Linked DNA regions of Homo sapiens: regions 2, 3 and 4 are each linked to region 1. The links are chromatin contacts, found by Hi-C or POLR2A ChIA-PET in ENCODE. All regions are on one chromosome and are shown on one strand. The core of a region is the stretch at or near the end of the contact, and the rest is flanking DNA. Distances in the headings are between cores, read along the strand shown. Region 1 holds the start of ARGLU1 (arginine and glutamate rich 1). Region 2 holds the start of ANKRD10 (ankyrin repeat domain 10). Region 3 overlaps ITGBL1 (integrin subunit beta like 1). Region 4 has its middle 150 kb from the start of LINC01309.

Region 1 (3,390 bases), core at 604-3,103:
GTCCTACCTTTTAGTAACTTTGGTTTTAGAAACAAGCTGTGTGTGTGTGCTGGAAAATCTACCTAACACAAACCCAACTACAGAAAACTACAAACCACGCAGTCAATTCAGCACACATATACTCGCCTCGAGAAAATCATAAATTCAGTAACGTTCTTGCTTCATGAGCACTTTCTAAATATTCACTGAAGAACTGACCAAGTACGGCTGGTTCAATAGGGAGTTAGTAGGACTGTTCAAATCTACTTTTCAATGCGGTTTTTGGAAACTGAATACCCAGAGCATCAAAGTACGATGATCATAAAGCAAAACACACAACAAATCCCTAAATTTTAAAACCCAAAAATTCCTTTAGTTTGGGATTATTTATCCACATCTACTTTCATAGCCAGAAATACTTGAGAGCTGACATTTTCGGAAACACACTCTAACTCTAGTTTTCACTAAATATCCTTCATGGGAGCAACGCCAAAATAAAATCAACCCTTCAAGTGTCTTCTGAAGAAGCACAGTGTAAGGGAAACAACAAAACTGCACGTGTTTGCTACAGGAATAGAAAGCAAGTTAAAAAAGCGGTAGGCTTTGGGATGGTGATTACACAGGTGAATTCAAAGGTCAAAAAACTCATCGCACTGTACACTTAAGGTCTATGCTTTTTTTTTTTAACATCTCAAGGAAGGGGTGAGGGTGTAGGCTCAAGGGGAAAAAAGCAATCCCAACACCTTAACAACAGGAATACACTAAAGTGAAAATGCATTTTTCTGGCGGACCACCTAAAGTGTATGATTCCCGAGATTAGTTAAGTCCTGTCCCAAATTTGAGCTTCAATAGAATGCTTCTGGCCAGCTGTGATTCGCATCTCAAAGGTTAATTCCCTTCTCTCTCCTCCTCAAGCCGACCAGCAAACGCTCACCACCCTCCACATCTGCAGGCCGGCTCGCTCCCGGCCTCACAAGCCAACGCAGCTCTCCGACCTCACTCCGAACTCCACCCCTACTTCCGGGACACCACTCCTCTCTCGCGCCAAAATCGCCTTCTCTTAAACCCTTTCTGCTCAAGCCCTCGAATTTTCCATCCCGAACAACTTCTGGGTCTGTCCCACCCCAAGCTTTCCAAACGCCAAGCCTGCCCGCCCCGCCGCCGCCTCTCCGACCCGTTCCCGCGCCCGGTCCCCAGCCCCGGACCGTCCCCGCCATTCTCCCGGCCCGCACCGTCCCGCCCCGGCCCCACGCCCTCGCCCCGCGCCCTGCTCTCCGCACGCCCCGGTCCCTCCCCGCGCGGGCACTCACATTTTTCGCTGCCGCTCGAACTCCGCTTTCTTCTCCTCCTCCTCTCGCTTCTGCTTCTCGTCCAGGCTGCTGCGCTTGCTCACCGTGCGCCCGAAGATGTCGATGCGGTCGGGCGGGGACGAGGCGCGCTCCCGGTCCCGCTCGCGCCGGGACACGGCCGTGTTGGTGGAGCGCGAACGGGACCGCGACTCCCGCCGCCGGTTCCGTTTACTTTCCCGAGATTTGGAACGCTTCCGCACGCGCTCCTTGTCCCGGGATCGCGACCGGGACCGGCTGCGCTTCTTGTTGTGCTTGCTGCTCTTGGTGTGCTTGGAGCGGGACGAGCTCCGGCTCCGAGACCGGCCCATCCTTCCGGGAGACGCTCTAACCGCTCGCCTCAGGCCCCTCACGCGGCCAGTTCCCCTCGCCTCCGCCTTCGGACGCGGGCTGGCGGTTCTACCGAGGCCGGAGGAAAGAAAGGTGTCGGCCAACGGACTTTATGCCTTTTCCCGGCGTCTACAGCTGCCACGAAGGCCGCCTCCAACGAGAAACCCGTAGCGCCAGGCGCCCCTAAGATGGCAGCTGCGGCTGCACCGGCCGCCCTTCCCACAATGCCCTGCGCGAAACGTGCCGAAGCGTGGGCCCCGCCTCCTGACGATTTTTGCCGAAGGCAGGCGAGCGCTTCGGAGCGGACTCGTTTTTTTCCGCCAGTCTTGGCGGAAGCCTGAGACGCAATAGATGGAGACTCTCCTTTTCGCCTTGGCGTACTCTTTTTTTTTTTTTCCTCCCTGGTAAGATGCCAACGCCTGTTGAATGAATTAAGCACGTTTTAGTGGGATTTAAGTCCGGCCTCGCAGAAGTTGATTGATTGCATTATTTTCTAGGAGCTGGTCTTGTGGGGCAGCCCTAAAATGTATCTCCAAGTGACCCTGCACTCATCACTTGCTGCCTTGGACTTAGTTTCCTCATTCGTAGAATGGAGACACCACACTTTCTGAAGTGCTTATGAGACTTGCAGGAGGTAAGTAGGCAGCAGGTTTTGATGAATGTAACCTAATGCTTACTATAGGGCTTAATGTGCCTTCTAAATGCTTTAATGTATTAACAAGTGCTTAATTCTTACAATTCTGAATTAAGTACTACTATTATCCACGTTTCAGAGATGAGGACCCTGAGGTCCACAGAGGTTAAATAAGGGTCACACAACCAGTAGGTGACAGAGCAGGGACGTGAACCTAGATCATATTGTGCAAAGCCCTTGCACATAACCAGCAAGCCCTCCTCAACCCTAGCCACGAAAAGCTTCGTCCCTATGTGGCACAACAAACTGTGTCATTGTTAAGACCTAAAAGGAAAAGGCAATGTTAATATTTGCAGATGACAGGAACCCTTGAAAATCTAGGTGCCTCAATTTTAAAATTGAGTGCAATAATAAAGCTTAAGTAAGTAGAAGAAAAATTAGAATTATTTGAATAAGCAAAAACATATTAAAAATGAAATAATATTTCCTCCACAATGGCAACAGAAACCATAAAATACTTAGGGATAAACTTTAACAAGTTACACAATCTTTATTATAAACCTTTACTGAAAAGGCAGTAATAAGGCCCTAGTAAATGTAAAACATGCTGTATTCTTAGGTGAGTAGTCAGTATCAAAAATACTGTCAATTCTTCCCAAGTCAAATTACAAAATTAGTGCAATTCTCATGAGAGTCCCAAATTCTCTTGGGGATATGTGTTTTAGAACTAATTAATTTTAAGTTTTATATGGAAGATCACATAATTAATTATCAAGAAAACTTGGAAACAAAGAAGAGTAGTGTATTAGTCTGTGTTGACTGCTGTAACAAAATATCATAAACTAGGCAGCTTATGAACAACAAATTTATTTCTCACAGTTCTGAAAGTTGGAAATCCAGGATCCAGGTGCTAGCCAATCTGGTCGCTGGTGAGGACCCAGAGATTCACAGATGACTCACAGAAGGCACCTACTCACAGTGCCCTCACATGATAGAAGGGGAAAGCTAGCTCTCTGAGCTCTCTTTTAGTGGCACTTCTAGGGTCTGAAAGTTTGTGTTCCCTCAGATTCATATGTTGAAACCTAATCACCAGTGCAATAG
Region 2 (3,243 bases), core at 234-2,733, 4.3 Mb after region 1:
TTCCAAAAGACACAGCTGCTTTGTGAATGTAGCACCAGGGGCAGCAAGGTAAACCGCAACTTCATCAGCTGGTAACGACATTACCAGGGCCAGGCCTTCTTAAAGTAACTTATTTCACATTACCTCTCACATATTTCTGCAAAACCATTTAACCCCATCTCATCACTTACGAGAAAAACACTATACACATCCCTGAATTTCAGTGAATTAAGAAATATTAATTAAAACCAGTCACTTCTGAAATGCACGGTGAAATCTTATTTAAGATTTCTGAGAGCAAGTACCCCAACGACTTCACAGATGAGGAAACGGTAGCTATCCAACCTTTTAAAACCTTAAAGCAGCACTGTGTTCCCCCAGAATTTTCAGTTTAAGAAAAAAGAGGGGAACGTAAAGCCTCCACGGGAAGAGAATTCTGCTTAATTTAACCACTTCTGCAGTAATTTAGATCCAAGATAAACACAGCCGTCACTAATTTTGCTGAAGCGGGGCCAGCTACAAGCCTTAAAGCAAACCCAGAAGCTGGAGAGCCGGCCTCCATCCCACACAGCTGCCGGGGCCTTCCAGTCCCGCCGGGGCGCTTGCTCCTCGGCTGAGCTCGTCCGCAGCGCGGCCCTCGGCTACTGGCGAGGCTGTGCGGAACCAGAAGGTCGACCGCGCCCGGGCATTCCCCGCGCGCCTCTGACCCCAGCTCGGCTCCCCGGAAGCCGCCTGGGCGACTTCGCGGCCTAATACCCGGCTCTGCGAAATCGCTCGCGCCTCCGGCCCGGCCTGGAGGGCCCCGCACCATCCGCGCGCGCGCGCGCTCGCACAGGATCCGGCCAACAGGCGCCGGGACCCTTGGAGCCCGCCTTGTTAGAAACTTGCTACGCGCGCCGCCGCACATGCGCCCTAGGCCCCTCCGGACGCAGGCGCCACCGACCTCGCTTCCGCCCCGCGCCCCCCGGCTGCCCCGCCGCGACTCCGGGCCGCGAGCGCTGCCGCACAGGCGCCCTAGGCCCCTCGGGGCACAGGCGCCGTCGATCCCGCTTCCGCCCCGCGATCCCGGCACGCCCCACGTCCCCCGCACCTCAGACCCGCTTTCCCCGACTCCCACTGGACAGCCGGGGAAAATGGCGCCTTAAAGCGTTCGCACCCACCTTGCCGAAATGCGCGGCCCAGTGCACGGGCGTCCAGCCATAGAAGGAGTCCTCAGAGGCCAGGTGGGCGTGGGGTGTCTGCTGCAGCAGCGAGCAGAGCGTGGCCAGGTCCCCGTCGCGGCAGGCGCGGTGCAGCGGGAAACGGAGCGAGAGCAGCTCCTCGCTGGAGAAGCCCGCCTCTACGCCCGCGCCCGCTCCCGCCGCCGACATGGTCCGTCACCGGAGAGCGCGGGGCTCGCTGGCCTAGAGGACGCGTCGGGGAGGACTCGAGAAGCCGCCGCCGCAGCACAAAGGAACGAGACTAGCGCCGCGGTCGCGTCCCACAGGCTGCCGAGCGGAGCGCGCACAGAGGGGGCGGGGCGGGGCCTGGAGCGGCCGGGCTGGGGGCGGGGCCTGGCCCAGAGGACGCCTTGTGCAGCCGGGCAGGGGTCGGGGCCTGGAGCCGCGGACCTCTGGAGCCGCCGGGCAGGGGGCGGGGCTTGAGCCGGAGGCCGCCTGGAGCAGCCGGGCGGAGGGCGGGGCTTGGAGCTGCGGACGCCTGGAGCGGCCGGTAGGTGGCGGGGTCTAGCCTAGAGGATGCCTGGAGCAGCCGGGTAGGGAGCGGAGCCTGGACCAGAGGACGCCAGCAGCAGCCGATTAGGAGGCGGGGCATGGGGCTGTCGACGTCTGGAGCAGCCGGGCATTGGGCTTGGGCTAGAGGACGCCTGGGGCGGTGGGCGCCTGGAGTAGCCAGGCAGAGGGCGGGGCCTGGCTTGGGTCCACGCCTGGGGCGGCCGGGGGCGGGGCCTGGCTGGAATTGACGCGTGGAGCTCCGGTGGAGGGGGCGGGGCCTGGCTGGGCCGCTGCCTACAGCGGCTTCCGGGGCTTGGAGGTCACGGGGCTCGGAGGTCACGGGGCTCGGAGGTCACGGGGCTGGCTGTGTGGGGGGCTCAGGGGCGTAGAGTGGCCAAGCAGCGGTCTGAGCGGGTCCCGGGGCCTCCGGCGCGGTGGGTCTCGGCTGCGCCCCGGGTGCGGACCATGATGTTTCCAGCCTGGGAGCCGGTCCGGGCGGGGAATCCCGGCTGCCGGGGGCGCGGGTTGAGGCTCTGCGGGCCCGCGCCCAGAGCGGGTGGGAGTCACGGGTCTCCCGGAGGCCCAGTAGCGCGCGGTGAAGTTGTCCAGTAAAAATTTATGGAGCGCCTACGGGGAGCAGGGATTCTCGTTAAAATCTGGGAATCAGCAAGCCCTAGTTCCTTACAGAGCAGGACAGATTCCTCGGTTTTGTCCGAGGGACGCCTTCTTCGGAACCGAGTGCGGTGGGCTAGGACTATACGTTTGCAAGTTTAAGAGATAAGCGAGAAGACCAGACAGAGCAAACAATAAAAGGCTTTTTGTTGAGAACTGTATAAATGTAAGGGAGTACCAAATCCCCTATTTTGAATGACAGTATCACGGACTTTATTACATATGTAATTTTATTCTGATTATGAAAGCATCAGTAATTTCACTATTGAGGAATAACCACAATGTTTATGAATATTTCCTTTGCTTCTAAATATGCGGTCTTTTTAAATCATGTATTTTATTTCATTTGTATATATAGTTTTTCGCTGTGTAAACTTCCTTTTTGCAAAATTCTACGTCACAAATTGAACAAGGCAATTAGATGTCTAGGGAAGTACTGATGCACGAGAAAGCATATTGCAGCATTGGTTAATAAAACGAAAAAATAGAAACCTAAGATTTAACAAAGGGAAGTTGTTAACTAGTGGTGTAAACACTCAACACAGACATGTCTTCATACAGCAAACATTTGTTGAGTACAATGCTGAATGAAACACATTGAGAAACACTCTATAGTGGGGAAGTAGCAAATATTTCAATTCAGTGAGCAATTGCTAATGAATGGAAAATATGACACATAGAATCTATCTTCTCCCAGGGAGTTTGTAATCTGTTAGTGAAGCAGGAAAGAATAATCAAGCAATACTTTTTTGTTTGGACCAAAAGGGTGAGAATAGACTATAAACTCATTTCAGGTTTTGTTTACTCTAGAACGTAATCATTTTTCTTCTCACATGCCATGTTGATTTTAATCTAATCTCTTTAAAATATATCCCCCTGA
Region 3 (3,231 bases), core at 712-3,211, 4.9 Mb before region 1:
GACTTAGTAAACACTCTTGGCACAGACTTTAGCCGTTGAGGAACTTCTTAGTTATAAATGGGTGGATTCTCCATATAGCTGCTCAAATTCTAAATTCATTATATTCCTGCCAGTTAAGCCTTCGTATGTCTTTGCTTTGCCAATGAAAACTCAGCCGGCCAGGAACAAATCATATACAGACTTAATTTGAATTCAAGGGATGATATTGCTTCTTCTGTAGGTTAAGGGTTGCAGTGGTAGCTCGATAGTTGTGTAACTACACTGCACTGCAAGGGCTCATCAGGTCCCACTCAGTATTTTATTTCTAATAATAGTAATGGCTAATTTTTTTTTTTGAGATGAAGTTTCACTCTTGTTGCCCAGGCTGGAGTACAATTGCACGATCTAGGCTCACCGCAACCTCTGTCTCCTGGGTTCAAGCGATTCTCCTGCTTTAGCCTCCTGAGTAGCTGGGAATACAGGAGCCTGCCATCATGCCCAGCTAATTTTTTGTATTTTTAGTAGAGACGGGGTTTCATCACGTTGGCCAGGCTTGTCTTTAACTCCTGACCTCAGGTGATCCACCCACCTCGGCCTCCCAAAGTTCTGGGATTACAGGCGTGAGCCACCGCACCCGGCCAGTAATGGCTAATTTTATTGAGCATTTAATGATGCGTTAGACACTGTTCTAAAGACTGCACATGTATTTTTCATCAACCCTATAATGTATTTTTAAAATGCGGTAGATTTCTCTTTTACCCAGGGAGAAAGGAGAACTTAAGGGAATGGCTTGGATCTGATCACATGGCTAATAAATGGTAGAACTTCGACTCATTGAGTTGATGGGCCTCTTAACCATTGTACCTTTGCTATTCAAAGTGTGGTTTGTAGACTAACGGTATCAGCATCAAATTGTATTTCAGATACAACTTCAGACCCAGTTAATCAGAATTTGCATTCTAAAGAGATCCCAGGTGATTTGTAGTCTTCATAGACAGTGTCTACAAACTTTTCTGGAATGCTTTTGCTATTTTAAAATGAAGATCACTACCACCCATGGATTTTTATAGCCTTTCTCATCATCTTTGATCTATTAAGCACTTTGAAAATTACACTACAATTTAATGGCACAGAAAAGAATGAGTTTTGTGGACATTTTAATTTTAGAAAAATGTCATTGTAAGTGAATAACAATTTTCTCCGAAATAAGCAGCTTACCTTAGAAGTTAGCTTGGGACTGATTGATGTGAGTCCCCGAGAGATAGCCCTTTTGCTGAATCAGACAGATCTTTCATCTATCTCTAAAAAGTACCATCTACTCCAGGAAACCTGGCAGTTTCTACTACCTTTATCTGCATTGCTTTGCTTGTGACAGTCCTTTGCATATATGATGGCCTTTTTCAGTGCTTTCTAAAGCTATTTTTAATACAAATGAAGGATTTGAATTTAAATTAAAATCCAGCTGCACACATTATTATTAAAGATAATTTCGTTGTGGAGAAAATCTAATCAGTAGATATTTTTATTGATGTTAATGTGCCAATTCTCAGACAATAGGAGTACATCTTTTTTTATAAAGAAATCATTTTAAAATTGATCCTAATTTCAGAAACCTTAAAATATGAAAACAACATTTTAGAGTTAAGGGTTTAGCTAATTAAATGTTTTCCAAATTTAATCTTAGTGTTTCTTCAATAGGGAGACACTGGTATATCTTAAAAAGAGCCCTGGACTAGGAGGCAGAAGATCTGAGTGAAATCCTGATTCAGACACTTATAGGCTGTATGACTTTGCGTAGGTCATTTAACCTTTTGGAGACTCCTTCATCTTGTCTGCAAATAAAGATAAAACACGAGAATTAAATAAGGATTGAAACTTGCGGTTTTCTGTTTCACTCATTTCTGTAACAGGTTTCATGTTTTACTTTCATTTTCACTGCTTCTCAAAGTGTAGTCTGAGTTATAAGATTCCTCTTTCATGTAATTTTTTTTTATATTTCTTACAAGTTTTTTTGGAATTATGACCACAGACCATAGCTTGTAGAAAACATGTGATATTTCAATGCTTTTTGTAATACACTTTATTTTTTAGTGCACTTTTAAGTTCACAGTAATACTGAACAGAAAGTACAGGGAGATCCCATATACTCCCTGCCCTCACCCATGCATGGCCTCCCCTGTCATCATCCCCCACCCCACCACAGTAGGTCTATTGGTTACAAGTCAGGAACCTACATTTACACAGCACTATCCCCCAAAGTAATTATTATAATTTACCTTAGGATTAACTCTTGGTATTGTATTTTCTATGTGTTTGGTAAATTTTATAATGACACGTACCCACCATGACAGTAACATATAGAGTAGTTTCACTGCCCTACAAATCCCCTGTGCTCCACCTGTTCACCCCTCTCTCCCTACAACCCCTGGCAAGCACGGATCTTTTTACTGTCACCATAGTTTTGCATTTTCCAGAGTGTCATACAGTGTGTAGGCTTTTCAGATTGGTTTCTTTCACTTACGAATATGCACTTAAGTTTTTTAAGTGTGTTTTGATGGCTTGAGAGCTCACTTCTTTTTATTGCTGAGTAATACTGCCTTGTCTGAATGTACCACTGTTTATTTAACCATTCACCTACTGAAGGACGTCTTGGTTGCTTCCAAGTTTCGGCAATTATAATGTAGCTGCTGTAAACGTTGGTTTGCAGGTTTTCATGTGGACATTAAGTTTTCAGTTCCTTTGGGTAAATAACAAGGAGTGTGATTGCTGGATCATATAGTATGTTTAGTTCAGTAAGAAACTGCTGAACTGTCTTCCAAAGAGGCTGTAGCATTTTGCATTCCCACCAGCAATGAATGAAAGTCTGTGTTTTCTCCACATCCTTGCCAGTGTTGGGTGTTTTCAGTGTTCTGGATTTGAGCCATTCTAACAAGCGTATAGTGGTATTTCATCGTTTTAATTTGCATTTGCCTGATGACAATATATAATATGAAACATCTTTTTATGTACTTGTTTGCCATCTGTATGTTTTCTTTAATAAGGCATCTGTTAAGATCTTTGGGCCATTTTTAAATTGTTTTTCTCTTATTGTTGAGTTTTAGGAGTTATTTGTATATTTTAAGTAACAGAACTTTATCAGATATGTCTTTTGCAAATATTTTCTCCTTGTCTATGACTTATCTTTTTGTTCTCTTGATATTTCTTTTCTTTTCTTTTTCTTTTTCTTTTTTTTTTTTTAAGACAAAGTCTCGC
Region 4 (3,217 bases), core at 35-2,534, 3.3 Mb before region 1:
GATCAACAAATGCCTGTTGCTTATAATTACCCAGTGTCAGGTATCTTGTTATAGTGGCACAAACTAAGAAAACACTGGTCTTGGCAATTCTTTTTTAGATAGGACATGAAAAGTTTAGGCAACAAAATAAAAAACAGATAACTGAAACTACATCAAACTAAAATTTTCTGCACAGCAAAGGAAATTAACATAGTAAAAAGGCAACATATGGAATGGAAGAAAATACTTGCAAACCACTTATTTGATAAGAACTTAATATCCAAAGTATATAAAAATCTCAACTCAATAACAAGAAAACAAATAACTTAAAAATGGGCAAAGGACCTGAATAGACATTTCTAAAAAGAAGAACATCTTTTGATCTTAACATCTTTTGATGTACCCATTGACCATTTTATATGTCTATAATTATCAGGAGCTGTAAACCAAACTAATTATCAAAAAACCATAAACCAAAACTACAATGAGATATTACCTCATACCTGTTAGTATGGCTATTATCAAAAAATACAAAAGATACGGCCAGGCGTGGTGGCTCATACCTGTAATCCCAGCACTTTGGGAGGCTGAGGAAGAAGGATCACTTAATATCAGGAGTTCAGGACCAGCCTGAGTAAAAAAGTGAGACCCTGTCTCTACAAAAAATTAAAAATAACTGGGAGTGGTGGCATGCATCTATTGTCCCAGCTACTTAGGAGGCTGAGGAATGAGGATTGCTTGAGCCCAGGAGTTTGAGGCTATACTGAGCCATTATTGTACCACTGCACTCCAGTCTGGACAACCTAGGGCAGACCATGTTGCAGAAAACAAACAAAAAACAAAAGATAACAAGTGTTGATGAGGATGTGGAGAAAAGGAAACCTTTGCATACTGTTGGTGGGAATGTAAATTCGTATGGCCATTACGGAAAAGAGTATGAAGGTTTCTCAAAAAAAATTAAAAATAGAACTACCGTATGATCCAGCAATCCCACTATTGGTTATATCTCCAAAGGAAATGAAATCAGGGTCTCAAGGAGATATCTACACTCCCTTGTTTATTACAGTACTGTTCACAATAGCCAAGGAAAGAAAACAACCTAAATGCCCATCAACAGATGAATGAATGAAGAAAATATAGTACATACACACAATGGACTATTATTCAGCCTTAAAAAAATAAAGATATCCTGCTAGATCCAACAACACGGATGAACCTTGAGAACATGATGTTAAATAAACCAGTCACAAGGATAAATATCTCATGATACCTCCTATATGAGGAATCTAAAATAGTGAAATTCACAGAAGCAGAGTACGGTGATTGCCAGAAGCTGGAGGAGGGGAAATAGGTATTAGTCAAAGTGTACAAAGTTTCAGTGATTCAACATGAGTAAGTCCTAGAATCTGCATGGCAATAATGACTATAGTTTACAATACTGTACACTTAACATTTTGTTAAGAGGACAGATCTCATGTGTTCCTACTACAATTAAATGAAAAATATGTATAGTTAATTTTAAAAAGGCAGAGAGTGGATGTTAAGTGTTCTCACCACAAAAACAATAATTCTGTGAGGTATTGCATTTGTTAATTAACTAGATTTAACTATTTCATAATGCATATATACTTCAAAACATGTACACAGTTAATATGTACAATTTTTCAACAATTAAAAAGTATGGTTATATAGGGACTTAACTTCTGAGCAAAATGCATCAAATATGTAGAATTCTTGATAATACTAACAAATTACCTACTTATGGAAGGATAGACAATCATGCTTGTTTGAATAACGAGTCTCCTCAGTGTTTTAAGTTATAACTTATCTAACTTATCTAATTGTATCAGCCTATTCCTTTCCTTTCCTATCCTATTCCTTTCCTTAGTAGCAGTCACCCCAGTTTGAATTGTTCAACATTTGTTTACTAGTTGAATGTCTATGGAGCTTCACTGGAGTATAAGCCTCCTGAGAGCAGGAACCCTGTGTCTGTGCTGTTCTCAGAATCAAAAAGACTTTCTGACACATAAGAAGAGACTAATAAATATTTGTAAATATTTGTCCAGTGACCTGCAGATGATTGGATTCAGATATATTTTAAAGACTCAAAGTTTATAAATGCAAAACTGGATAGCTTATACCTTTGGGATACCATTTTGATTGACATTCTAGAATGTGAATATTTTAAAGTTTAGTTGCTCAAGGCTTATGGAGCCAGGAGAAGACAGGATGAGATCAGTTCAAAGCAGATGCCTGGCCAGTGTCAGCAGTGTTCTAGCAGATCCACATCCTGGGATAATGTCTAGGGAGGAGGCTGAGCCTAGTCAAGGTGAATTCCTGCTTCTGTTTGACTGCCAAAGTCAGAGCAAGTGAATTAATTTGTGTTGACAATTTAAGTTCTAAGAGTTTTTATGTCTATTTTTATCTACTTTACTGTAAGAATGGTGGGTGGAGAAATAGTGCTCATTTTTCATTTTTAACCACACAAATATTACCCTAACCTACCCAAGCAAAATTTCCCTTGAATCATTGAAAGTATTTTATGAATTTTAAATGTGTAGAATAACAATAGTCACCTGAAAGGAAGTAATACAATATTTCCAGTGTGAAATCCTGTTTATAAAGCAGATCAGGAGAGAGAAAAATGCAAACAGATTTACATGAGAGTCAAGTTTCTAGAAGCTCACATAGAGATGGACTATTAGGGAAGAAGTATGGTGCACACAGCCTGCAGGGTAAGATGACCTGAGGTTTCACCTGTGTAATAATCCCCTGCTGTGTCTTAGGCCAGGGATCTCTCTGCCTTAACTTACTTGCCTGGGAACCTTAGATGTGTTTGATCATCTCACTGCAAACCTGCCTATACTTAGAGCTGTTGCACATTTTTTTTTTCTTTTAACGTGTGCACCTGTGTTCTGACTCAGTCTAGAAAAGGAACACAAGTTGCGCAGAAACCATGGCAAGAAATAAGGTTTCTGACTGAGGAAAACCAGATTATCATTTCAACTCTACACACCAACTGTTACAGAAGCACTATTTTTTTTTTTTTTTCCTCTGAGCTCAATTTTGTCATCTGCTAAGGGGTAATTCGTTACTATGTGTACTCCAGATGTTTTACATACAGGGTCTCCTTAATCCTCACAATAACCCTATATGATGGGTTTTTGATGTGTCGTCTTGACTAGGGTTTTATTGATCCTGTGTCACCCAGAATTCCTTTTCTCACCTGTTCTGGTTA

What was found. A loop is a pair of places that touch in the nucleus more often than their neighbours do. ChIA-PET counts read pairs that join two places held with the same protein, here RNA polymerase II (POLR2A). Pooled maps may share reads with other maps.
Region 2: a loop to region 1 is called in a map of B cell, with 22 times the contacts of the local background. The contact joins the promoter of ANKRD10 here to the promoter of ARGLU1 in region 1. A Hi-C loop is called at or near these places in 4 of 168 maps with a recorded cell type or tissue (B cell, CD4-positive, alpha-beta memory T cell, GM12878 and 1 more), 3 of 37 single-sample maps with no recorded cell type and 12 of 50 pooled maps. POLR2A ChIA-PET finds 5 or more read pairs at or near these places in 1 of 52 experiments (GM12878).
Region 3: a loop to region 1 is called in a map of CD4-positive, alpha-beta memory T cell, with 6 times the contacts of the local background. The contact joins the enhancer-like site here to the promoter of ARGLU1 in region 1. A Hi-C loop is called at or near these places in 2 of 168 maps with a recorded cell type or tissue (CD4-positive, alpha-beta memory T cell and naive thymus-derived CD4-positive, alpha-beta T cell), 1 of 37 single-sample maps with no recorded cell type and 8 of 50 pooled maps.
Region 4: a loop to region 1 is called in a pooled map, with 4 times the contacts of the local background. The contact joins the enhancer-like site here to the promoter of ARGLU1 in region 1. A Hi-C loop is called at or near these places in 5 of 37 single-sample maps with no recorded cell type and 4 of 50 pooled maps.

What each region holds. Positions count from the first base shown.
Region 1 is chr13:106,566,284-106,569,673 of GRCh38, forward strand. It overlaps ARGLU1 (arginine and glutamate rich 1), which reads right to left and starts at 1,854. Exons shown (of 4, transcript NM_018011.4): 1 at 1,290-1,854. The coding sequence starts at 1,636. RefSeq lists a silencer at 1,016-1,315 and enhancers at 1,210-2,120, 1,796-1,915, 1,926-1,995.
Region 2 is chr13:110,913,586-110,916,828 of GRCh38, forward strand. It overlaps ANKRD10 (ankyrin repeat domain 10), which reads right to left and starts at 1,484. Exons shown (of 6, transcript NM_017664.4): 1 at 1,140-1,484. The coding sequence starts at 1,349. RefSeq lists enhancers at 96-772, 496-625, 2,124-2,798 and silencers at 736-1,105, 1,376-2,035, 2,166-2,325.
Region 3 is chr13:101,625,235-101,628,465 of GRCh38, forward strand. All of the region lies in intron 7 of ITGBL1 (integrin subunit beta like 1), which reads left to right. Among named protein-coding and RNA genes, the nearest start is that of ITGBL1, 170 kb to the left of the region's middle. Within about 2 kb of position 1,962, at least 5 of the 41 ENCODE cell types and tissues checked have a DNase peak (open chromatin) inside an H3K27ac peak, as active enhancers do.
Region 4 is chr13:103,271,632-103,274,848 of GRCh38, forward strand. No RefSeq gene overlaps it. Among named protein-coding and RNA genes, the nearest start is that of LINC01309, 150 kb to the right of the region's middle. Within about 2 kb of position 1,285, at least 2 of the 41 ENCODE cell types and tissues checked have a DNase peak (open chromatin) inside an H3K27ac peak, as active enhancers do.